Regions from separate parts of the Mus musculus genome. Here regions 2 and 3 are each linked to region 1. A link is a loop called in an ENCODE intact Hi-C map of the cell type or tissue named here. Cell type or tissue: left cerebral cortex. All regions are shown on one strand.

What was found. A loop is a pair of places that touch in the nucleus more often than their neighbours do. Peaks named below come from ENCODE experiments on the same cell type or tissue, not always from the same donor. Only the 100,000 strongest peaks of a DNase experiment are listed, where the experiment ranks them.
Region 2: a loop joins it to region 1, with 5 times the contacts of the local background. A loop is called at or near these places in 2 of 42 quality-filtered maps.
Region 3: it touches region 1 in a loop (2.7-fold over the local background); 5 of 42 quality-filtered maps call a loop at or near these places.

Annotation. Positions count from the first base shown.
Region 1 is chrX:150,992,681-151,000,680 of GRCm38, forward strand. It overlaps Gnl3l (guanine nucleotide binding protein-like 3 (nucleolar)-like), which reads right to left. Exons shown (of 16, transcript NM_198110.2): 7 at 7,923-8,000; 8 at 7,017-7,123; 9 at 4,506-4,650; 10 at 2,331-2,418; 11 at 1,568-1,742; 12 at 1,331-1,473; 13 at 969-1,105. Among named protein-coding and RNA genes, the nearest start is that of Gnl3l, 21 kb to the right of the region's middle. In left cerebral cortex, no CTCF peak of the experiment used is centred here; a DNase peak (open chromatin) is centred at 4,288.
Region 2 is chrX:151,910,113-151,918,112 of GRCm38, forward strand. It overlaps Huwe1 (HECT, UBA and WWE domain containing 1), which reads left to right. Exons shown (of 83, transcript NM_021523.4): 58 at 1-143; 59 at 2,097-2,142; 60 at 4,034-4,321; 61 at 5,480-5,735; 62 at 5,929-6,059; 63 at 6,714-6,928; 64 at 7,007-7,295; 65 at 7,439-7,541. Mirlet7f-2 (microRNA let7f-2) reads left to right here and starts at 2,234; the gene lies at 2,234-2,316. It overlaps Mir98 (microRNA 98), which reads left to right and starts at 3,102; the gene lies at 3,102-3,209. In left cerebral cortex, no CTCF peak of the experiment used is centred here; no DNase peak of the experiment used is centred here.
Region 3 is chrX:151,082,715-151,090,714 of GRCm38, forward strand. Fgd1 (FYVE, RhoGEF and PH domain containing 1) reads left to right here. Exons shown (of 18, transcript NM_008001.4): 13 at 2,917-2,947; 14 at 3,400-3,501; 15 at 3,806-3,931; 16 at 4,106-4,267; 17 at 5,254-5,397; 18 at 5,889-6,972. The coding sequence ends at 6,194. It overlaps Tsr2 (TSR2 20S rRNA accumulation), which reads right to left. Exons shown (of 5, transcript NM_001164578.1): 4 at 7,882-8,000; 5 at 4,380-7,700. The coding sequence ends at 7,566. Among named protein-coding and RNA genes, the nearest start is that of Tsr2, 9.8 kb to the right of the region's middle. In left cerebral cortex, no CTCF peak of the experiment used is centred here; DNase peaks (open chromatin) are centred at 3,757, 4,047, 4,899, 5,819 and 1 more place; H3K27ac peaks cover 1,321 bases.

The sequences.
Region 1 (8,000 bases):
ACTTATAACCACCTCACTACTCTGCTGAGGAATTTAAAACAACAGAACAGGAGAGCTACCATCAGAGCCCTTCAGATGACTCTTTTGACACAGGGTCTCACTATGAAGCTCTGTCAAGCTTGGAACTCATAGAGAACACCTGCTTCTGCCTCTCAGGTAGTGGGATTAAAAGGTATGTTCCACCACCCCCAGTAAACATAATCTTTTTTCACTAGAATATCTTACTAGCCAATAGAGGTAGAAAACAAAATCTAAGCAAGCTGAGAAGACCGTAGCGAAGCCAGATACAGCGGCACAGACCAGTACTCAGAAGCCTGATGAGAGAGAATTATCTCAAGTTCAAAGTCAGCCTGGGCTATACAGTGAGCACTAAGTCAGTTAAAGCTACATAGGAGTGCTATGACAGCATGCACAAGGCTCTGGGTTTAATCCTCAACATCCTTTTTTCAAGCCTAGGGCAACAGGAGGGAGGAGAATAGGAAGAAGGACCATTTAGGTGTTTAACTCAGTTGTTTGGCTGCAATTACAGGCCCATGTAAACATACACAGCCATTTTTGAGCCTTTAATCCCAGCATTTGGGAGGCAGAGGTAGTTTATGGTCAGCCTGGTCTACATAATGAGTTACAGGCCAGCCAAGAATTACATAGTGAGACTGTGTCTTAAAAACATCCAGCCCCCTCCCCACCACACACAAGAGCTTTTTAAAAGAATGTTTCCACCCAAAAGAAATGAAGCCTCACTTTCAGAGAACCTAAAGGGTCTATAGTTAGTCAGCCAATCTACCAAAAGTTCACCACAAACACCACCCTTACCCATACCCTCACAGCCCAAACTAGAATTTTCTACCTTGCAGGACAATAAATCTTAATCCCAAGTAGCCCCAGGGAAGGGGAGATCAAATGTGTGCTCTGACATTAAGTCTGGGCTCTATGAGGAAAACACAGGTACCCCACCCATCCACACTTACATTCCATGGTGTCTTCATTGGCGTGCTCAGTATCTTCTATATCAAAGACCTCAGTCATCTCCTTAACAATCTCAGCACTGAGATGGGTGGGCAGAGTGTGAGTGGGCGGTGGTAGTGTATAGAAGCTGATCTTCCCACTGTATTGGGAGATAAGGAGGGGTCGCTAGTGATGTCACTAAGAACAAATAACCCACCAAAAGAGGACGCAGGACAAGAAAGTCCAGAAAACAGCGTCTCAACAATGTGTTGAACTGCTGAATAACCACTAGGCACAGAATGTTGATTCCCAACCTTCGATCCAGGAAGTCAGGCTGTCCTACTGGCATCAATAAATACCACCTCCTGCTCAAGCCCTTCCTCACCTCACCCAGTCAGCCAGCACAGCTTTGGCAGCCTGTTCCTGACTATATACACCTCCCTTCTTCTTCTTTCCCAAGCGATGGGCCACTGCAGTCAGAAAGTGCTCAGTCGTCTGGAATCCAGATACACCATAGTAGCTGGAAATCTAACAAAATTAAGAAGAAAACCCATGAGAAGGAATGAAGGACCAGTGAAGTAGTAGGATGGGGCATGCATCCACTGAGGACCCTGCTCTATACCTCCTCCAGGTTGCAGCGCTGAAGGATGGTCTCCACCGGGGTCACAGGGTCTGCCAGCTTCTGCACATGGATGCAATTACGCAGGATGGTGCCCACCTCTGAATTGGGTCCTGGGACAATGCCTGGTGCATCCAGAAGCCTGATAAACTTGTCTAGGTAGACCTCCTGCATGAATCTAGAGGGAAAAACAAGGCCCAGCTGTACGTGATATTGAGTCACAAATGTTGGGTCTTGTGGGAAGGTGGTGGAGGGAGATCAAAGAAGAGAGGGAAGGGTATATAAGTCTTAGGTGAAGTGCAAAGATTTAGGGCCAGGGCCCGGCGTGGTGGTGCACGCCTTTAATCCCGGCGCTCGGGAGGCAGAGGCAGGTGGATTTCTGAGTTCGAGGCCAGCCTGGTCTACAAAGTGAGTTCCAGGACAGCCAGAGCTATAGAGAAACCCTGTCTCGAAAAACCAAAAAAAAAAAAAAAAAAAAAAGATGTCGGGCCAGGGAGGGAGATCTGAGGTGCTATAGACCCAAGGCTAATTCTAAAATTTACTCTCTTATACTGGGGACTTAACTGCAGGATCTCAGACAAGTTTCTGATTCTCTTCATCTAAGCAACAGAGCTATTTGTAGTTGTTAGGAAGGACCCAGCAAGGCAGCAAGCCTGGGATGAGCCAGGTAAATGAGGACTATTAGTAGGGGCTGATGAAGGCACGTGAACTAGGATGGAATGGTAATGTCAAGGATTTTTGAAGCGGGGGAGTGAGCAGATCTTACTTTGTGACACCAGGAACAGCTCCCACACTACAAGCACGGCTGCGCTTCAGGCTATTGATCAGACTGCTCTTCCCCACATTGGGAAGGCCTGCAAAGTAGGAGCAGAATACTCAGGGCAAAAAGTACTCACAGGAATTCAGGCCGGCCTGTTTAAGAACAGGCCTGGCACAGTCAGTAACCAGGCCATGGATGAGCCTAAGTACACTCCTGTCTTCCCACCCCAGACCCTGGCCAAGCCTCTAAGGGTCTTTCTAGTTCTCTCTTTTGTCAGCATTCTAGGCACACATGGCCCTCTCTCTAGATGTGCAGTCCACCTCCCACCACAACCAGCCTAGAGGGGTGCACCACATACGGCCTCACAGATATGACCTAACAGAAGGTGGATATCAAGTGTTGAAACAGGCCCACCTGTTCGAACTTGTAATTCCCCTGGGAGAAGGGACTACTCACCAGAGCCCCCCTCTCTGCACAGCTGTTTTTGCCTGTGGAATCTTTGTATCTGAGCGAGCACCTGTGCACCACTTTCAGTCTGGGGCTGTCTTTGTGAGTTTCTGCCTCACTGGATATCATTCTCACTGTCCTCTATGGGTACTGAAATTTACCAGTATGCACTACTCTCTTCCATGTGTGCTCAGGTACAGGTGTGGTAGGTACTTGGAAGTCTATGCATCTCTATGTGTCTCCTGGTCCTTTTCATTTCAAATGTGACTACTTTTTCCTTGTGTTGGACCTCTCACAGCTGTTTCTCAGGGTATCTAGAATGTTCTTTCTCATTCTGGACACTATCTTTTCTGATTCTCTCCACCTCGTCCATTCCACTTCTGACCACATGGCCACTCCGTTCCTTCTCTCTGGAGTGTGTCTATTGATGTATCCCCATTCATGTTTCATTATGCCTTGTCTTGTGTGCCTCCCTAACTATGTCTTTAATTCTCACTATACAAACACTTCACCTCATCACAGGTATGTCTGCCTCTGCGTGATTCCAGGTTGAATCAGAGAGTTACAGTGGGTCTGGGCACATGTGGGATCCCTGTGGCTTCATTTGCTTTGGGGCAGCAGAGACAGTGTTGAGTGTGGCAGAACTTAGGCTGCATGTTTTGCCTCCGAGTCTGTCTGTGCCTGCAGATGTGTCCCTTAGGGACCTGTACATGACACCATGCACGGGCATTTATATGTTCTTCAGGATCTGTATGTGTATGTAGACATATGTTGTATATCCCTGTGTCTATATCTATCTCTTTCATTCAAACTGTCTACATTCCTGCATGTTCTTTTGTTGGACGTGCATATCTACCCAAGTACATATCCCAAGTGTCTCTTCTTCACCAAACCCTCTACATGTGTCTGTACATGTGTCTTTACCTATCTCCTGTTGTTTTTAACACTGGGGACTAAACCCAGGGTCTCACGAATACTAGGGAAGTCCTCCACCACTGAGCAACACTCCCAGCTTTAACTTTTTTATGAAACAAGGTCGCATTAAGTTCCCTAAGGCGGGCCTTGAACTCAAACTTTCAACCTTCTAAAGCAGCTAACACACAGGTCTGGATCAGCAAGCCTGGCCACAAAATAGTTTTTAATGTCCCTTTTAGCATTTCTTTGGGGTAATAGCTTCTTCATTCTCTTTATAACTGCAACTTAAATTTGTCCTTTTCATTATCTACCAACTTCAGAATCTGGCCTCCTTGTTCTTTTTCTGTTGTCTATTCCAAAGTGTGGCATATAGCTAGAGTCTGTAGAGTTCTCTTCAGTATCTCAGGCTGAGACACTTTCCCTCTTTGATGATCTTTCCCTGCCCCTCAATTTTCCCATTCTCTTTCATCTCCTTCTACAGTATTTGGGTTTCAGAAAGACGGAGGCTTAAGCCTCAGCTCCTCCTTGTTTCCTTTTGTAGATCTCACTGTTCTGTCTCACTGTCTACAAGAGGCGGGTGAATCACACTTCCCTCCCACAGCTGACAGCCTGTAGTGTTTGGTACCAAGCATTTGGCTCTAACAGCGTTGAATCTGAATATGCCTTCCCATGTCCCACTAGCCAAATGGCAAATGCAAAACCACTCCAGAACTCTTCCCATCTTCCCCAAAGAAGCCTCACAAAATTCCAAACCCTTTCCCTCAATGAAGTCACTAGCCAAAAGAGCCTGGGCCCTGTGCCTAATTTACCCAGTCTTACCTACAACACCCACACGAATGTGGCCACGCACTTCCCCCAGGCGACAATAGTTCCCCAGGACCCTCATGAGATTTTCGGCTCCAAAGCAGGCTCTGCTTTTCAAAAGCGACTCAGAGGCCTGGTCCACTGGAACTTTACAACGAGTCTGAAAATGAAGAATATTACAAAAATGTGCATCAAGGAAGAGATGGAATTTGAGCCTAAATTTCCAACCTGCAGTGGAATATTCTGGGATTGCTAAACTTGGTTGCTTATCCCACTGAGTCCTTCCCAGCACTTCTTGGTTTCCAGTTGCTGTTGTCTGTATGTCTCCAACTTCCTCTGTCCCTGCTTCTAACTCAACATGCATGGCTTTTGACTCCCACAGCAGAGACAGAAATCCCAGCTTGAGGCAACACAGATTTCATTACTATCTCTCTCACTCATAGGCCTATGAGGAAAAGTCTAGCTTCCTTCCTGGGCCCCTGGTGTCTCATATGCACAAAAGGGAAGCCTGGCCTCTCTGCCTCTGCTGGATGAAAGGGTTCCAGGCCCAAAGCTGATCTTCCCTTGACCCTCACACAGGACAAGGCCATCCAGACTTCCCTACTTTTACTTTTGATGGTGGGAGAGCAGGGAGCCACAAGATTGTAAATGGGACACCTTATATTGGCAAGATTCTAGGAAAAGAGGTTCTCTTCACATACCCATCAACCCAAGTGGGAGGAGGGTTAATTGGCATTGCTGTCATAAAGAATAATTTGTCAGTGTCTAAGAAAATATCAAAAGCATAAGTCCAATATATAACCCAGCCACACCATTGGCCAGTACTTAACCCACATTAACACTTGTCCACATCCCAAGGAGATACATGCAAGTGGATTAATAAAAAAAAATACTACTTAAATAACAATGAAAATTGAAGAATAGGGTCTTGATGGTAGGGTGTCAGAGCAAGATGCTCTGAGCTCCCTACCCAACACTGTAAAAAAAAGAATAATGCAAAACTGAAAAGCTTGGCCCCCAGTAACCAATTTACCTTTCCAGAAACAACCAATGCTACAATAATACCTTAATGTTTTACAAGTATTTCTATATTGATATCAATAGGAAGTACTATGCCTTGTTTGGAGCTTTGTTTTGTATTTCTTTGTTTTTTAAGACAAGGTTTCTTTGTGACTCTCCTGGAACTTGCTTTATTTATTTACTTAAACTGTGATTGTGGCATACACCTTTAATCCCAGTACTCAGGATGCAGAGAAGAAAGATCTTTAACTTCAAGGCCAGCCTGGTCCAGCGAGTTCCAGGACAGCCAAGGCAACACAAGGAAACCCTGCCTCAGAAAAACAAAACAAAACAGAAAAGATTTATTTATGTTTATGTTTATGAGCATTTTGCATGTATGTATGTCTGTGTGCCACATGCATGCCTATTATCTGGAGAGGTCAAAAGAACTGAAGTTACAGATGGTTGTAAGCACCATGTGGATGCTGGGTACTGAACCTGGGTCCCCCAGAAGAACAGAAAGAACTCTCAGCCACTGAGCTGTCATCTCTCCAACCTCCTATGCCTTGTTTTAAAGAAGGGGGAAAACAGTTATTTTTTGAAGAGTTAAGAAGTAGTTAACTCGGGCCCCCAATGGAGGAGCTAGAGAAAGTACCCAAGGAGCTGAGGGGGTCTGCAACCCTATAGGAGGAACAACAATATGAACTAACCAGTACCCCCAGAGCTCATGTCTCTAGCTGCATGTGTAGCAGAAGATGGCCTAGTCGGCCATCACTGGTGTGATGGTTTGTATATCCTTGGACCAGGGAGTGGCATCATCTGAAGGTGTGGTCTTGTTGGAATAGGTATGACCTAGTTGGAATGGGTGTGTCACTGTGGGTGTGGGTATAAGATCCCCACCCTAGTTGCCTGGAAGTCAGTCTTCCACTAGCAGCCTTTGGATGAAGACATAGAACTCTCAGCTCCTCCTGCACCATGCCTGCCTGGATACTGCCATGCTCCCACCTTGATGATAATGGACTGAACCTCTGAACCTGTCAGCCAGCCCCAATTAAATGTTGTTTTTTATAAGACTTGCCTTGGTCATGGTGTCTGTTCACAGCAGTAAAACCCTAACTAAGACAACTGGGAAGAGAGGACCCTTGGTCTTGCAAACTTTATACACCTCAGTACAGGGGAACGCCAGGGCCAAGAAGTGGAAGTGGGGGGGTTATGGGGGACTTTTGGGTGAGCATTTGAAATGTAAATGAAGAAAATACCTAATTAAAAATATATGCAGAAAAAAATAAGTAGTTAACTCTATTTTCCAGATCTCCTGTAGATAGCATGTATTAGTACATCCTCACAAGTGGAAAAAAAACATGCTTTCTGAAGGGCAATAATACAGGAAGAAGTTGAAATAAAAATTAACAAGTCACCCACTAGAGAAAATAACTCAAAGTTGGAAGCCCAATCCAAATCTTAACACGTATAACCATGGCCCCAAACCACAATGAAAGAGGCTAGACCACCTAACTCAAAGCTTACCAAGTTTTTGACCTGATGATGCTGGGTGCTGGCCTTGAAAGCCACAGTTGGCAGTTCATTGAGAAGGTATTCCAGCCACTTTTCCACAATCTCCTTGGGAACGAGATCTTGGAAAAATAGGGACAGCCACAACTTGTAAGATCATTACTTTGATGGCTTCTCTCAAGCCACACACCCATGTCTAGGTCTACCTCCTACTAACGGATTTCTCATCTTTTCCTAACTGACCCTGCCTAGTGCCCAGGATGGAGTTACAAAGGACAATTTGATCCACGGACCCAGTTGGCCGTCCCTAAGGTTTATTTTCTTCAAGAAAATAAGTAAAGAAGCTACCTCATTCCATGCAAAGGTGTACAAATATTTCATTCCCAATCATTCTGTGTCAGACTAAGTGTCAAAGAAAAGCCATCACCCAGAATGGCTATGATTTGTGGCAAGTGGATTATACACCAAGCTCTGTATTAATTCTCATAACAAAGCTATGAGACTGAGATGTCCAGGACCCTCTTTACTGTTTGAGAAATAGAAGTTCTTGTGACTGGTATGACCTGTCTGATATCCCAAAAAAAAAAAATAGCAACAGTAGGATAAGACTACACCTTCAATGAGTTCCAAGCCATGTGCTTGCCCCAATCTTTCACTTCCAGTCTGTGGAGACAGGTCTCTAAGAATGACCAGCCATTGAACTAGCTCAAAATTGCAAGGAAAGGGGGCTAAAAGGCAAACAGGTTCAGACTCTACCCCCTCAACCCATGTTACATTCTGTGTATGTCTGTGCGTATATCAGAAGATATTTCTGGCTTTGGAAATTTGAACAATATAAATGAGTTGCTGGGTCGCAGCACCTAATCTGAGCTAGCCTTAGCTTAACCCTTCCCTGCCTTCCCCAACCCTTCTCAAACCTACCTATCTTATTTAAGACCAAGACCAGCTTCTTGTTGCCTTCTGCACGAAGGACAGTCTCCTCCATCTGGAAACAGCGGC
Region 2 (8,000 bases), 920 kb after region 1:
CCATTGTCAATCACCTGGAATTCTTGAGAGATGAGGAGCTAGAAGAGAGAAGGGAGAAACGCAGGAAACAATTGGCTGAGGAAGAAACAAAAATAATAGACAAAGGCAAAGAAGACAAGGAGAACAGAGATCAGAGTGCACAGGTGAGGTGACTCCAAAAGACTTAAGAGATGCAGCATTTTGTATTTATTATGATTTTGCCCTGCTCATAGTACTAAACTACTAGAAAATTCTAGAACATTACGTTGAACATGAAAGATTGTTCATTTCCAGATTGACTATTTACTCATCTGGTTTTTAGGCAAAAAGAAAAAAAAGTCAAACCCAGAGGTAAATTATTTCTCCACTACCTTACTGGGGAAATGTGAACCTTATACAATAGTCCTACTTTGTAAACTCTTTCTGAGGCCTAAAGGTAGACTCTCACTCAGCTCACATTCTTGGTTCTCACTTCCATTTCACAGTGGACTTCCAGAAAATTTTCCCACCTGAACTCTATTACCAAACAACTAATGTATATACATAAAAGCTAATAGAAACACAAAAAAGAATGAAGGCTGTAGTATGTCCCACTCATTCATCTATTAGGATATTGGGTAATTTTTTTCTTTATTTGCATACCAATCAAAGCTTCCCCTCCCTCCTCTCCTCGCAGTCCCTCCCTCTTCTCTTATCCCTTTCTCCTCAGAAAACAGGAGGCTGCCAATGGATATCAACCCACCTTGCTATATCAAATTGCTGTAGGACTAGATGCATCTTCTGTTGAGGCTAGATAAGGCAGCCAAAGGCAGACAACAGAGTAAGGAACAGCCCCTGCTTCTCCCACAAGACCAAGCTGTATATCTGTTAGATATGTGGAGGGACCTAGTTTCAGCCCCTCTGGGCCCAGGTTATTTGATTCTGTAGGTTTTCTTGTGGTATCTTTGACCTATCTGGCTCCTTATTGGGTAAATTAAAAATAAAGACATGAGGGGCTAGAGATAACCACAGTTTCATTCCCACCAATGTAACAGCTTAAAACTAACTTCAATCCAGGTGTGGTGGTGCATGCCTTTAATCCCAGCACTTGGGAGGCAGAGGCAGGCCTGGTCTCCAGAGTGAGTTACAGGACAACCAGGGCTATACAGAGAAACCCTGTCTCGTTAAAAAAACCTAACTCCAGTTCCCTGGAGTTTCTTTGTTTTCAGCCTAAACAAAACAAAACAAAACAAAAAATCGCCACAAATACCAGGTTCAGTTCAGAGAGCTCTTACCCCAAAATAATAAGGCAAAAAAAAAAAAAAAAAAACTAAAATGTACTGGGATTGAATCAGTGGTAATGTGCTTGCTCTATATAAGCCAAACCCACTTACTTATATGTAGGCACATACTGCTACACATGCAAAGAAATGGGGGGGTGCATTAATATTGAGGGTATAGCTTAGTGATAGGGCACTCTTCCAGTCTGTACAAGGTCCAGGTTTGATTCCTAACATGCTAAAATTAGTGCAGACACATTGAGGTATTTGTTTATAATAACAGGCTTGCTCTAACAAATACTTTTATTTATATAAAACTTTGCCTTAAAACCAGCAACATTGTATATGACTAAAAACTAAAATGGACATTGGATTATAGCTCAGTGGCATGTGCATGGTTTGATCCAAAGCAATACCCCAAAACAAAGCTAGAGTGGAAAAAATAATAAACCCAAAGAAGGGAAATAGGTGGAGCTAAGAGTTTCCTGTCTCACAATTGTGCTTATTTCTAATGTGTTCTTTTTTTATTCTTTCATTGTTCATTTCCTGCTCACTCCCATACTTTTGTCTTTATGTAACCTAGTGCATTCTTTCTAGTGTGTTGCTAGAGATAAAAAACTAGGACCTCACACATGGTAAACTTTTGAACTCTCCAGCTGGCCTGTATTCCCCAAGTCCTCTCCAAAGCTGTTGAACATTAGTATAGTGTATGTAAAGGAATTGGATAATATTTTGTATTCTGAAATGCCCACATGGCCAGGCCACTGAATTCCTTGATAGTCTAGGTAAGAAATAATGACTCTCATATTTGACCTTTCTTGTGTGCTTGTCTCCCATTACTCTCTCTTCTCTTTGCAGTGTACTGTAACTAAGACAAATGACTCCACTGAACAGAATGTCTCAGGTAACCCTCCCTCCCTTCCACTCTTGCTAATTAATCAGTGGATTCTTTCTAAATAGCTGGCCACATGGGCTGAAGACAGACACTGGTGCTCTGTGGGATGAGGTAGTAGATTGTATAGTTTTAGGGTCATACCCCATCTTGGAGATAACTATACAGTCTACTGTCTTTCCCACGGTGGTACACTTCCCATCCAACTAGCCCTGTTCAAGTTCCTGTTACGGTTATGCTGTGTTTCGGTCTGATATGTACACAAGCTATTTATCTTGTTCTTTTCCCCCACACACTCGGTATATACATCTTTGAGGTACATACTTTTGTATGGCACTTCATTAGAACACCTGGTGGCAGTGGTTCTCAGTTGCCAGTCCTCAATGAAAATTAACACAGGGAAGTCTAATATGTGTTTTAGAGCTAGATTTGTTCCATTCAAAAGTCTTTTATATTTAGAAGTTATATTCTCCTAGATCTTGGATAACAAACTATTGTTACTAAATTATTGGGGGTTTTTTCTTACAAAACCAAAAGTAATGCCTAGTTTAGTCCTTTTCATTCTTAATCTAAAATCTTAGTGGTCTATGGAATTTAAAAGTTTTAAGAACATTGTCTTTTAAAAGTGGGGTTTTGGGGATCATAGCTTTGTGGGATATATATATACACACACATACATACATACATACATTACATACATATACTTCTCATTCCTTCTAATCATCTTAACAATGGTCAGTAACCATTTTTGTCATTGGTCAATGTGGTCTCATGCTTGCCTCATATCTATTCAGAACTTTCTTCTGCCCTTGAATTGGGAGACTTGTTTTACCAAAGCCTACATAATATTTTAAAAGCACTGAAGAGAATAGCTGTCCCAGCGCTCTTAATATCTAGCAAAAGTATATGAAAGAAAGAATCTATGCTACAAGGTAAAGTGGCCTTTTGCCTACTGCCCTTACTAGACACATCTGCACATGCTGGGGTGAGGTAGTAAGTTGTATTGTTGTGGGGTAGGGATTTTAGGCCCCAGTAAGAAGATAACTATACAACTTACTACTTTCCTTGGTGTGTGGCATATTCACATTAAGTCTTGGCAGTATTGACTCCATTAGAGAAAAGTTGTAAATGTTTATTCAGTAAACAGGAATATAATAAAGGAAGGTGGAAGGGAACAGATGATAGAGTGAGGCAAATAATGTTAAATGACTTGCCCATATATTAGAACATTATTATGTTTATTTTACCATTGAGTATAAACTGGACATTCTTCTACTCTTTGATTCTATGATAACTTCATTTAGAATATGAATATGAAGAATATGAATGGAAACTGTAGGAATTTTTTTAATAAGAAGCAAGGCATGTTGGTTCATACTTTTGCAGTTCTAAAACTTTATAGGCAGAGGCAAGAAAAGCAAACATTCGAGGACAGCCTTGGCTTTAGCGTGAGCTCAGTGTTAGCCTAGGCTGCATGAGACCCTGTCTGTAAACAACAGCAGGAATGTAGAATTATGAATAAATTCTGACCATTTCTTGTTCCAAGTAGATCAGGAAATGTAAGGATCTATAAGCTTTTAGGAGGTTTTTTTTTTTTTCTGAGTAGCCTTGACCTATCTATGGTATGCAACTGTTCCCTTCTACCTGGAACATAGAAAGGATTGTACTCTCTAGATCATTAGAGTCATATCTCTGGTGTTGAGATACAGATAGTATTGTTATTTAGCCCTCATTATTATGATATGCCATCCAAGAACTGTTTCTGGGAACAGATTGATTTGAGAAAGATTTTCATGACTTTTATTTGAATGGGTCCTTACCAGGCTGCATGTGCTGATTGGATTCTTCCCATGGTCATTCGCTAAGTTCCCCTTAACCTCGAATATCATTCTTTCCAATAAAGATGGGACTCCTATGCCTGACAGCTATCCAACAACCCCCTCTTCAACGGATGCACCTACATCTGAGTCCAAGGAAACACTTGGTACCCTACAACCCTCCCAGCAACAGCCAGCACTTCCACCCCCACCATCCTTAGGAGAGATTCCTCAGGAACTACAGTCCCCTGCTGAAGAAGTGGCAAACTCTACACAGCTATTGATGCCTATAGAGTTGGAGGAATTGGGTCCCACAAGACCAAGTGGAGAAGCAGAAACAACTCAAATGGAATTGTCTCCAGCTCCCACCATAAGTGAGTAGAATGTCATCTTTAAAAGGGCATAAAAAAGAAAAGAATTGCAATCTTTGTAACTTTTCTCTGCTTTCTTACTTTAAAGAATTAGGAGCTCAGAATCCTCAGTTTACACTCCAGCTTTCTTAGTAGAAGCTCAGATTTCTTCTTTGTGTCCTCAGTTAATTATTGTTGTATATCTTAATGATAAGTACTAAGCATGCCATAATTTATCTAGGCAATACTCATTTCTGAACTAACTATCATGTCAGGTTTGTTATTTAACTTCTTTGAAAATAATGTTTCAGAGTTGGTGGTGCCTTCATTCATAAACTGAAATTCTATATCATTCAGTTTTCCTATCATTTACATACCTACTGCTCACTTATTTAAAATAGTGCATCAAAATTTTCAACAAAATACTTTTTTTTAACAAGGCAAACTGAAACTGACTTCACTATACCATAATTTCTATGCTGTGGACTGGAGAGATTTTTTTTAAAGATGCCAGTTTTGTTTGTTTTTGTCAGGGACTGTCACAATTTCTTTTCCTGTTGCTGTGATAAAATAATCTGACATAATTTTAAGGGAAGAAGGGTTTATTTTACTCACACTTTGAGGTTATATTCTATCATAGCGGGAAGAGTCACAGCAGAAACTTCAGGGAGCTGGTCACATATCATTATTCATAAAACAATACATGCATGCTTCTCAGTGCCCCTTCTCCAGTTAAACAGCCCAGGGTCCCTGGGAGTGCTAATTCCCAAATGATGTTTTTTCAAAGGCCCATGTCCTAGGCAATATTAGATTTGGTCAAGTTGATGATCACAACATAACCATCACAAGACAGTAACCATTACAAGAGCCTTTTTTTTTTTAGATAACTGAGACCACTAGCATGTTTGTGTAACTGGTACCTGCAGGAAACATTAGAGTAACAAAATCCCTACTTCAGATATCTAGGGACATTGTAGACGTGTGTAGAACAAACGTGTGGTACATAGAAAAGTCTTAAGGAACTTAAGGGCAGTTGAGATGGAAGAGTGGGCAATAGATAATCAAGTGGTAGATGAGTCTGTATTAACTGTTGCAAAAGGAAACAACCCTACCAAAGACTTTGCCTGTCATAACCTTGATTCAAAGTAGCCATCTAATTTCTCACTCTTAACTTCCTTCTAGCCTCTCTTTCCCCAGAGAGAGCTGAAGATTCAGACGCGTTAACAGCTGTCAGCAGTCAGCTGGAAGGTTCTCCCATGGACACCAGCAGCCTGGCTTCCTGTACGTTAGAAGAGGCTGTGGGTGACACTCCAGCAGCTGGCAGTTCTGAGCAGCCCACAGCAGGTAGTTCCACTCCTGGGGATGCGCCATCAGTTGTGGCAGAAGTGCAAGGCAGACCTGATGTATCAAGAGAATCCAACCAGCCACCTGAGGACAGGTAAGTACTATATAGCCAAGAGGAGATTAGGAATGCATTAGAAGTTATTTCAAGCTAAACACTATCAGGCATGCTTGTTGCACTGTGATTGATGTGTTCTATCTGAGATGGGTATTAGGAATGTTTTTGTTGTTTGGTTTGTGTTTGCTTTTTATGGGGAAACTGTATAAAGAAGGATGATTTCTTTCCCTAGCTCCCCCCCTGCATCCTCGGAGAGTTCTTCCACTAGAGATTCTGCCGTGGCCATCTCTGGAGCAGATTCTCGTGGAATTCTAGAAGAGCCACTACCTTCAACAAGCAGTGAAGAAGAAGATCCCCTTGCTGGTAAGTTTCTGTTTCCAAAAAAATCATTGCTTGGACAGACATAACCCTCCAAACACTTTCCTCCAGGTCGGTGTGTGAGTCGGGGGTGGGGGTTGTTGAAGATAGACTAGCAATAAGAGGATGCAGGTGTTGCGCGTAATGGAATGAGTTCAGGCTTAGAAGTCAGGTTAGCCTTAGCTCACTCATTCTCTACTTTTATAAAATAGGACCATTATTTAATATCTCTAATCCTCATTGACAAACACTATGTTAGTCAGTTTTCCATTGCTGAATCAAATGTCTGAAATAGCCAACTTTTAAAAGAAACGATAAGCTTAGCTCACAGTTACAGAGTTTTCAGTCTTTGGTCAGTTGTTTCTTGGTCTCTGTAGTAAGAGACTACTATATAATGGTGGCCACACACAATCTACATGAAAGTCTTTATAAAGGTTGACTTGACAGTGTATACCACTAATGAACTTTTTAAATTTATTTGAGCTGTTGAACTATTTGAAGCTTAGGAAGATGGGTTATGGCTCTTCTCTATATCTTTGCAAGCAGTGGAAACACAAATGGCTGATTTTCCTCAACCCATGATTTGTGTTTCTTTTCTCTGAGTATACCTTTGAACATCCATGAAGATGTAAGTTCCTTTACATCTTACAATCTCTTTAGGTATCAGTCTCCCTGAAGGTGTGGATCCCTCCTTTCTGGCTGCTCTCCCTGATGATATCCGTCGGGAAGTCCTACAGAACCAGCTGGGCATACGTCCACCAACCCGAAGTGCTCCCTCCTCAAATAGCTCAGCTCCTGCAGTAGTGGGGAACCCTGGTGTAACTGAAGTGAGCCCTGAGTTCCTGGCTGCCCTACCTCCAGCTATTCAAGAGGAAGTATGTAAGCGGGAACATGGTGAGAACAGTTTTAGCTTGAAAAGAGCTATACTCTTACTGATTTCTTTTCTTCTATAGGTGCTAGCACAGCAGAGAGCTGAACAGCAGCGACGGGAACTGGCTCAGAATGCGAGCTCAGACACCCCCATGGACCCTGTGACTTTCATTCAGACTTTGCCCTCAGATCTGCGCCGTAGTGTCCTAGAGGATATGGAAGACAGTGTGTTAGCTGTGATGCCACCTGACATTGCAGCTGAGGCTCAAGCTCTAAGACGAGAACAAGAAGCCCGACAGCGGCAGCTCATGCATGAGCGTCTTTTTGGACACAGTAGTACTTCTGCACTCTCTGCCATTCTCCGAAGCCCGGGTACACAGGGAGGCAAGTGGGAGGGCTCTGGAATATCTTGCTTGGCCTTGTTTTTTAATTAGCCTCCTTTACTACCTGTTAGTTGTTTGAACCCAGTTTCTCCTCAGTTCACCAAATTCAGTTTCCTTTTTCTTTTCTTGTAGCTTTTACCAGTCGCCTGAGTGGCAACCGTGGGGTCCAGTATACTCGCCTTGCTGTACAGAGGGGTGGCACCTTCCAGATGGGGGGTAGCAGCAGCCATAATAGGTACCCTTGTCTTTTTTTTTTTAAACCTCACTATACTACCTTCTGAGTCCCTTAATTTTGTAAGTAGAGAAGCTAAAAGATTTTGTGGCGGCCAGGATGACCATTCTGGGCTATTTTCCTTGAAATGAGTAGACAAGCAAAATCTGTTTAAATTCCAAGTGCCACAGCTCAAAAAGGCAGGCTAGCAGCAGATACTAGTTATGGTTTTAACAAAATAGTGGAGGCCTGTTTGGCCTTAGGACTGCAACAGATATGCTACAGAAATAGGGGAGGAGTTACTTACGACTAACTAGGATGAAGCACAGTAGATTTAACATTCTAAAACAATTATAGAAAAGATCAGTCCTTATAAAAGAATGGCAGCTCCTTAATCTAGAAAAGGCAAAAAGCAAGCTGTGGCTCATAGACCTTAGATTTTCATCACTTAGTAAATGATAAAAATATGAATCTCTGCTCTCT
Region 3 (8,000 bases), 90 kb after region 1:
AGCCAAGAAATGAAAAGTTGAAAAATATAAATAATTTTTTATGACTATATTCAGAACAAACCTCATCTCGTTGCTGGGCTTATAGATATTTGCCACAATTTCTAGCTTCCGTGTGGGTCTTAGGGTCTGAGCTCAGGTCTTCATGCTTACATAGCAAGTGTTTTAATCACTGTGCCATTTCCTAGTACCTGCTGCCACATTTTTTATGAACCTTTTCCAAAGTACAGAAAACTAGAAAGAATTACAGTGAGCACTAATGAACCACCATCTAGAATATACAAGGGTTAACGTGCTGCTGTGTTTAGCTTATCACATGTCTATGCTTTTAGCCACCCACCAATCCAGTGGCTTTACCCTTTTTATTGGTATATGTCCATTGTTCATAATGATAGGTTGTTCATTTGTTTTTGTTTTTCAAGACAGGATTTCTCTGTGTAGCTCTGGCTGGCCTGGAACTCACTTTGTAGAGACTATGCTGGCCTTGAACTCAGTGATCCCCCTGCCTCTGACTCTTGAGTCCTGGGATTAAAGGTGTGTGCCACCACACCTGGCAAGACATTTTTCATACAAGTATGTATATCCTGTACTTTGACCATACTTTCTATCTATAACTCCCTTTGCTTCTTCCCCCTAACAGTCTTGCTTCTACTTTGGTGACATATATAAAAATGATTTTGTATATATATATATGTGTGTGTGTGTGTGTGTGTGTGTGTGTGTGTGTGTGTGTGTGTGTAATCTAGACTCCAGAAATGATATCAAACACATAATACATGTTTTTCTTCATCTGGCTTATTTCACTTAATATAATCATCTGTAGTTGCATCCATTTTCTGGCAAATGACATTTTATTCTTTATGGGTTCGTGAAAAACTCCATAATTCACACATACATTCACATTCATACTCAGACACATTTTATCTAATTGCCAGTTGAGAACCCAGGGCTGATTACATAATGGCTATTGTGACTAGTGTTGCATTAAAGATAGATGGGCATGTAATTTCTGTGGTATGCTGACTAATCTTTCATACACACACACACACACACACACACACACACACACACACCTAGGAGCTGGGTCAATATTTGAATTATCTTCATGCTTGATTTCAGCATATATTACAGAGCCATAATAATTAAGTAACATGGTGCTGGCACAGAAACAGACATGTAGATTGATGGGATATATAGGGCCTAGAAATAAACACACACATAAACACACACACACACATACACACACAGCCATAGCCAACTAATTTGTTTAGTTTTGAGGGTTTTGAGATGGAGTCTTATGTAGCCCTGGACAGCCTTGAACTCCTGATCCTGTCTCTACTTCCTAACTGCCAGGTTTACAGATATGTCACCATGCTTTACTTAGCCACTTGATTTTTGACAAAGATGTTAAAATCATACATTGTAGAACAGACAGCTTCTTTAGCAGATGGTGCCAAGAAAACTGAATATCCAATGACTTTATGTATATGAGTGTGTATCTGTGTATGGGTTTGCACACTGCAAGTGCAGTTTCCTGCAGAAATCAGAGGCATTGGATCGCATTGGAATTGGAGGTTTGAGGTACACAGTGTGGGTATTAGGAAGTGAACTCTGCAAGGTTACATGTCCTTTACCACTGAGGCTTTTCAGTGACTTCTAAATACATTGCAAAATAAGTAAAGCCTTACCATACATAACCCTCCCTTAGAGTCTGGCATTAGTAGAAAATCATTACCTAGAGTTTAGTACTTGTTTCAGTCACTGCCAAACCCTTCTCTTGGCACAGTCGGCATAGTGAAATGCATAGGTCTTAGGTATACCACAGGTGAGGTTTGACAAACATTTGATTACAATGAACATGCATTAATTAGTGCATGTGCATGTTGCTGCAAGTACTGGAGAAGGACTTTGTATGCTAGGTAAGCATTCAGTCACTAACTTGCATCCCCACATCCCTAAATAGTGGCTCAACATCATAACTTGTTTCACATTCTTACTTTTCACATAGTGGTCCTAATGATGCAGTCAGAATTCATATTAGAAAAATACATTTGAATCTTAGAATGTAGATGTAGAAGGAAAATGAGAGTCTAGATGGGAGATAGCAAAGTTAGGGGTCCTATTTCTAGGGGTGGTTGACAAGTTTGCACCAGGGCAGAGGGCTTGGAGAACACAAGGTTTCTAGAGGGGCTGGAGAGATGGCTCAGAGGTTAAGAGCACTGACTGCTCATCCAAAGGTCCTGAGTTCAAATCCCAGCAACCACATGGTAGCTCACAACCATTTGCAATGAGATCTGATGCTCTCTGAAAATAGCTACAGTGTACTTGTATATAATAAATGTTTTACTAAAAGGGTTCTAGAAGGGTTCTCTAGAAGAAGCAAAGAAGAACAAAAGGAAGTTAGAGCAGGAGTTATAGCAGACAACATGCTGGGCACATTACATAATCATCAGTGTTGCTTAGAACACAGGTAAGCCCATCTTCATGAAATAAAAAAAAATACTGCCTCCTTTTGCAAAGTTGACAGGTTAGCAGTTGGATATAGTTTCATGTATGTTCCATACTCTTAGACACACTTCACCTTTATCCTTCTTAGGCCTAGCACCTCCCTCTGGAAACCTTTCTTAAAAGTCCCACTCAAACATAGGCTGAGGCAGGCCCCCTTCTCTGGACTCCTCAGTCTTCATTCCCTCTAGAGCCAGCACTGATTCTCTCATACTGTCCCTGTCAGTCTCCTATAGTGCATCATGAGCTCCTTGATCTGGAAGACATTGAATAAGCTCAGGTTATGTGACTTGTTCAAGGCTACATAAAGTGAAAAAGTGTAGTGACGCCTAGGCCCTGTAACTCTTAAAATACCATTCAGATTGTGTTTTATTGGCCTGCCTAACTCAACACCTTTCTTTTCTCCCCTGCAAGGACTGAGGAGGAGAAGAAAGACTGGGTCCAGGTAACACCCAAGGCTTTGTGGTAGGGGTCTGGAAGGGTCTTAACAGGTTTCTTAGGGGCTGATAATAGATAAAATAAGCAGAACAGGCTCGGGACATCAGCTTTGTACAGATGCTATTATCACCCTCTTACAGATAAGCAAGCTGAAGTCCTGAGATTAGATAGAAACATTCTTTTAGGAAGTCAGTTCCTCTGAACCAAGCTTTGTAAAAGCTTGCACGCAGCCAGCAGCAGGAGGGCCTTCTGAGATTTTCCATCCACCACTCCCCTTTCCCACATTTGATAGTTACACCAGTCATAGACCTGGATTTAGGGAGGGATTTTCCCAGTCATGTGTAGCAGGGACAGACCTGGGTCTAGAACTCCAGGCTAAGGCATAGGAAGGTGTGGTGAGGGCAGAGATAGGTTGTCGTGGAGTGATCTGACCTCTCATTTCTCACACCTCTTCGCCAGGCCATCAATTCCACCCTCCTGAAGCATGAACAGACCCTGGAGACTTTCAAACTGTTGAACTCAACAAACAGGGATGATGAAGATACTCCCCCTAACTCTCCAGTAAGAGTCCTACTTTCCTCAGTACTGGGATCTCCTTGAAGCTCCATGTTCCCACCTTTTTCTTGAGATGATCTTTTCCTTTTCCAAGAATAGGGACCTGAGAGGCAGTGCAGACAAGCCCCCAGAAGCCAGCTTCTGCTAGTAGGGCTACAGATTGCACCCCAGAAAGTGAAGTGACTTACCTCCAATAATAGTATGCTCTCCCCAACCCCATGATGATTTAAGTGGCAAAGCAGAGGCAAGGTGGGCTGGCTGGACTGGACTGAGGAGCTATCTCTAACCTGGGCCCTAACCCTCCCCCTAGAACGTGGATCTTGGGAAGAGGGCACCTACGCCTATCCGGGAAAAGGAAGTCACCATGTGCATGCGCTGCCAGGAGCCCTTCAATTCCATCACCAAACGCAGGCACCACTGCAAGGCCTGTGGGCATGTGAGTGTTGGGAGGCAGGGGCAGAGCTAAGGTGGGGACAGGCTGACAGCCTAAAGGCCCACTTCTGATGGGGTACCCTCCAAGAAGGAGGAGGCTGCAAGTTGGCTGTGGTAGTTGATACACTGAAGAGAAGCCAAAGGCAATTAAGCTGTTCGTGCCCACTTGCTGCCCCAGGTGGTTTGTGGGAAATGCTCTGAGTTCCGAGCCCGACTCATCTATGACAACAATCGTTCCAACCGTGTGTGCACTGATTGCTATGTGGCCTTGCATGGAGCACCTGGGAGCAGTCCAGCCTGTAGCCAGCATACACCCCAGCGCAGGAGGTCCATCCTAGAGGTAAGAACTGGCTGGGTTCCTAACCACAAGCCTCAAAGTATGCCATAGTTACTGACCCAGGGTAAGCACTCATTAATCAGGTAATCCAGACTTGAAACAAGGAAAATGAGTGTACGGGTTAAAAGGATACTTTTTATTACAGAACTTTACACACTTAACTCTTACAGTAACTGCTCAACTCTTACCCTTAGTTTACATAGGAAGAAACTAAAACCCAGAGAGGATATTTGACTAAGTTATACAACCAGAAAAACACTTCTAGGGATCATTTTATCTGAGACAAAGTCTCACTGCATAGCCTAAGCTAGCCTATAGGTTTTTCTTTTTAATGAACCAAGTGCATTTTTAAAATTATGAAATAGGATAAGGAAACATAAGACATATTCCTTTACCCAGAAGTTGCCACTGTTAATACTGATCCTATCTTTTTAGGACCATGAATATACACATATTTGGGGTGATTGTTTTTTCAACAAAACCAAGGTATCCCAAATGTAAGGGAGCTTACTCTGTACCAGAACTATTTTAAATGCCTTGCTTATGCTAATTTCAATCTCATAAACACCCTCTGTGCTCTTCTCACAAGTCCTGCATTTTCATCTATTGTTAGGATCGAGACAGATGGTGTTAGCCACCTACTCATCCCATTAATCATAATGTTAGAAGGACTTTCTCAGAGCAGGCAATGAGTATATTATGAAAGATGAAAAGGGTTAGCTGTGAAAGTCCCTTAGCCTTAAGAGTGGCCAGCATTTCACTGTCCCCACTGAGATCTGCACACCCCTTATACTTGTTGTTAAGAGTCAGCAGCAGCCAAGCCTTGCTTTGTTTTATCTCCATGATGAAGGCTAAATCATTTCAGCTATGATTTGCACAGCTTGGCTACCGTTGTCTGAGACATAGTCCATACACTATGGGGCTGTTAAAGCCAAGAGCAAAGCCTTCCATCAACATTGATGTTCCCTGTCCTGTGTCTCTGATCACAGAAACAGGCCTCGGTCGCTGCTGAGAACAGCGTCATCTGCAGCTTCCTGCACTACATGGAGAAGGGTGGGAAAGGATGGCACAAGGCATGGTTTGTGGTTCCTGAGAATGAACCCTTGGTGCTGTACATCTATGGAGCCCCTCAGGTGTGCATCCCACTCCTTCAGGTTTTTCCAGCCATCTGACAAAGCTGGGCTGCTCCTCTCCTTGTCCTTTGGGGGCAGGGTGAGCCTAGCAAAGGGGAAAATTAAAACCCCTATCCTTATGTGACAGAATAGGTAGGTAGAAGAGTTTGGAGGCCAAGGTATGGGGACAATGAGGGTGAGGTGGGAAGTCTGGCTTTCTGGAGAAAACAGTAGAATAGACAGGCACCTCTAGGTCTGACACTTAAGTAGAACAGAATAGGCAGATAGAGGAACTAGCCAAAGGACTGAATCTATAATAGTTGATTTGGGCATGGGAGGAGATAGCCATGTAAACCAGCCTGCCTTCTAGTCCCAGTTCAGATATCTTCCTGTTCATTACAGTGAAATCAGTGTTCTTCAGCAGAGGGAAACAGCAGAACAGAGCAGTTTGACTGGGCAGAGGATACTGCCTAGCCCCTAGATGACACTAGTTCTCTGTTCCTTCTCTCCAGGATGTGAAAGCCCAGCGCAGCCTGCCCCTCATTGGCTTTGAGGTGGGGCCTCCTGAGGCAGGAGAGCGGCCAGACAGGAGGCATGTCTTCAAGATCACACAAAGCCACCTAAGCTGGTACTTCAGCCCAGAGACAGAAGAACTCCAGCGGCGCTGGATGGCTGTTCTCGGCAGGGCGGGCCGTGGGGACACATTCTGCCCAGGGCCCACACTGTCTGAGGACAAGGAGATGGAGGAGACACCAGTGGCAGCCTCAGGAGCCACTGCTGAACCTCCTGAAGCCTCCCAGACCCGAGACAAGACCTAGAGGGTTTGGGGGGAACTGGGAGTTTCTGCCCCACACTCCAGCTGCCCATGTTCAATTGGGGGCTCCAGCCCACTCCCAATGCAGTCAATACTTGAATTCCCATCAAGGGCACTTTCAATCCCGAATGCTGGGTCATGGGTTTTTTAATTCATCTTTTCACAAAAGGTGGGCTTTTTAAAAAAAAAAAAAAAACTATTCCTACATTGATGTTAATTTTTTAAATCCCTGTCCCCAGGGAGGGCGGGAGCTAATTGCTAGACTCACTTGAATTAGTTTCCTCCCAGTACCCCACTTCCACCCAGCTCCCCACAAAAGTACCAGAGGCAGGAGACCTGGATTCAAGTGCCAGCTCTGCTACTGACCCTGGGACCCCAACCCACCCTTTCCTCCTCAGCCAGTGTCTTCACATGTATGACCTTACATGGGGTGGTGACTAGACCCTTCTTGCCTTTCCCATGGCTTATAGCTTCTACCTAGCCCCAAAGCAATCCAGTATTTTATCGTCCAGATCCATGGCAGGGCCACTGGGCAGGACGGGAATGGGGGAGGGGGGGGGAGGACAATGGATACTGTTTTTTAAAGAAAAATACAGTTTATTTCAGGCATACAGTAACTTTCAGAGCACTGCTATGGTCCGTCCGTTTGTCCAAAGTCCCAGGCTACTAAGGGAGATGGGAGGGTACAGAAACTACTCTCTTGCCAAATTTTGAAGCTCAGCTTGCAGAAAGCTGATTCCAAGGTTAAATCATGGATTAAACAAGAAAATGTTATATGTTATTAAGGTCTTAAGCCTCATCCCTGGACTTAAAACAGCCCAACTTTCTCAAGTTCACCACTTTTAGTCAAGTCCTTCAAACTCTCAAGGGTATTCAAACAGGGAGCATTCCCAGGAGGATGCAAATTCTGGGCAGGATGAGGGTTGTTCTGAGGGAGGCTAGGGTGGGGACATTGGGGAATGTAGAGATGTCTACATCTTTTCTCTCTTCCAACTGTATGCTTATCCTGGCTGGATTACCAATCCAGCCAGCCTACCACTGTGGAATTCTGGTCCTTTCCACAAATGTACCTGCCAGTTTTCCACAAGTCTGGTCTACAACCACACCCACACTTGTCAGCCGTCTTCATAGTCACTGCACCTAGGAGGTACTATGCTGGGAAACCTGCTCTTAGCTCTCATATGGTACCTTAAGATTCAAGGGGCTGGAATAGGTCCCATCAACCCCACAACTAGGGCTTTCCTTCTCCTGAAGGGAAGGACAGGGGAACAAAGAAGGGTTATGGTTTCCAGAACAGAGGTGTATAGCCCCCAAACAGCTCCTATAAGTCTCATAACATTTAACAAACGAGGGCCCAAAACATGTACTGCCCTGCTCATTTCTTTCTCCGGACAATGGTCCAACCGTCTTCAACTATATCCTCTTCCTTAATAGTCTGGGTGTCTGGATCAGAGGGTTGAGGCTGTGGGCAGACCTCGTCAGTTGTGGCCCCATCATTAGTAGCTGTCACCTGGAAGGAAGATACAAGAGAAGTCTCTTAAGTACATTACCCAGGCTCTGCTACTAAGTTTTCCATGACTATGTGAGCTATCCTTGAAAATACCACTACCACCTACAACCGCCATCACTTCCCTGTGAATCTAGCTAGAAAATTAAAAACATTTAGGAATACCGCCCCTCAGTACAGGCACCTCTTTCACCTCCATTTCTTCCACGCTGTCCACATCATCTTCAGCCACATCAGTTTCTTTGGCTGTCATAAGTGGGGTAGCCGTGACTTTGCACTTTTTTTGGTTGATCTGAGAGGTCA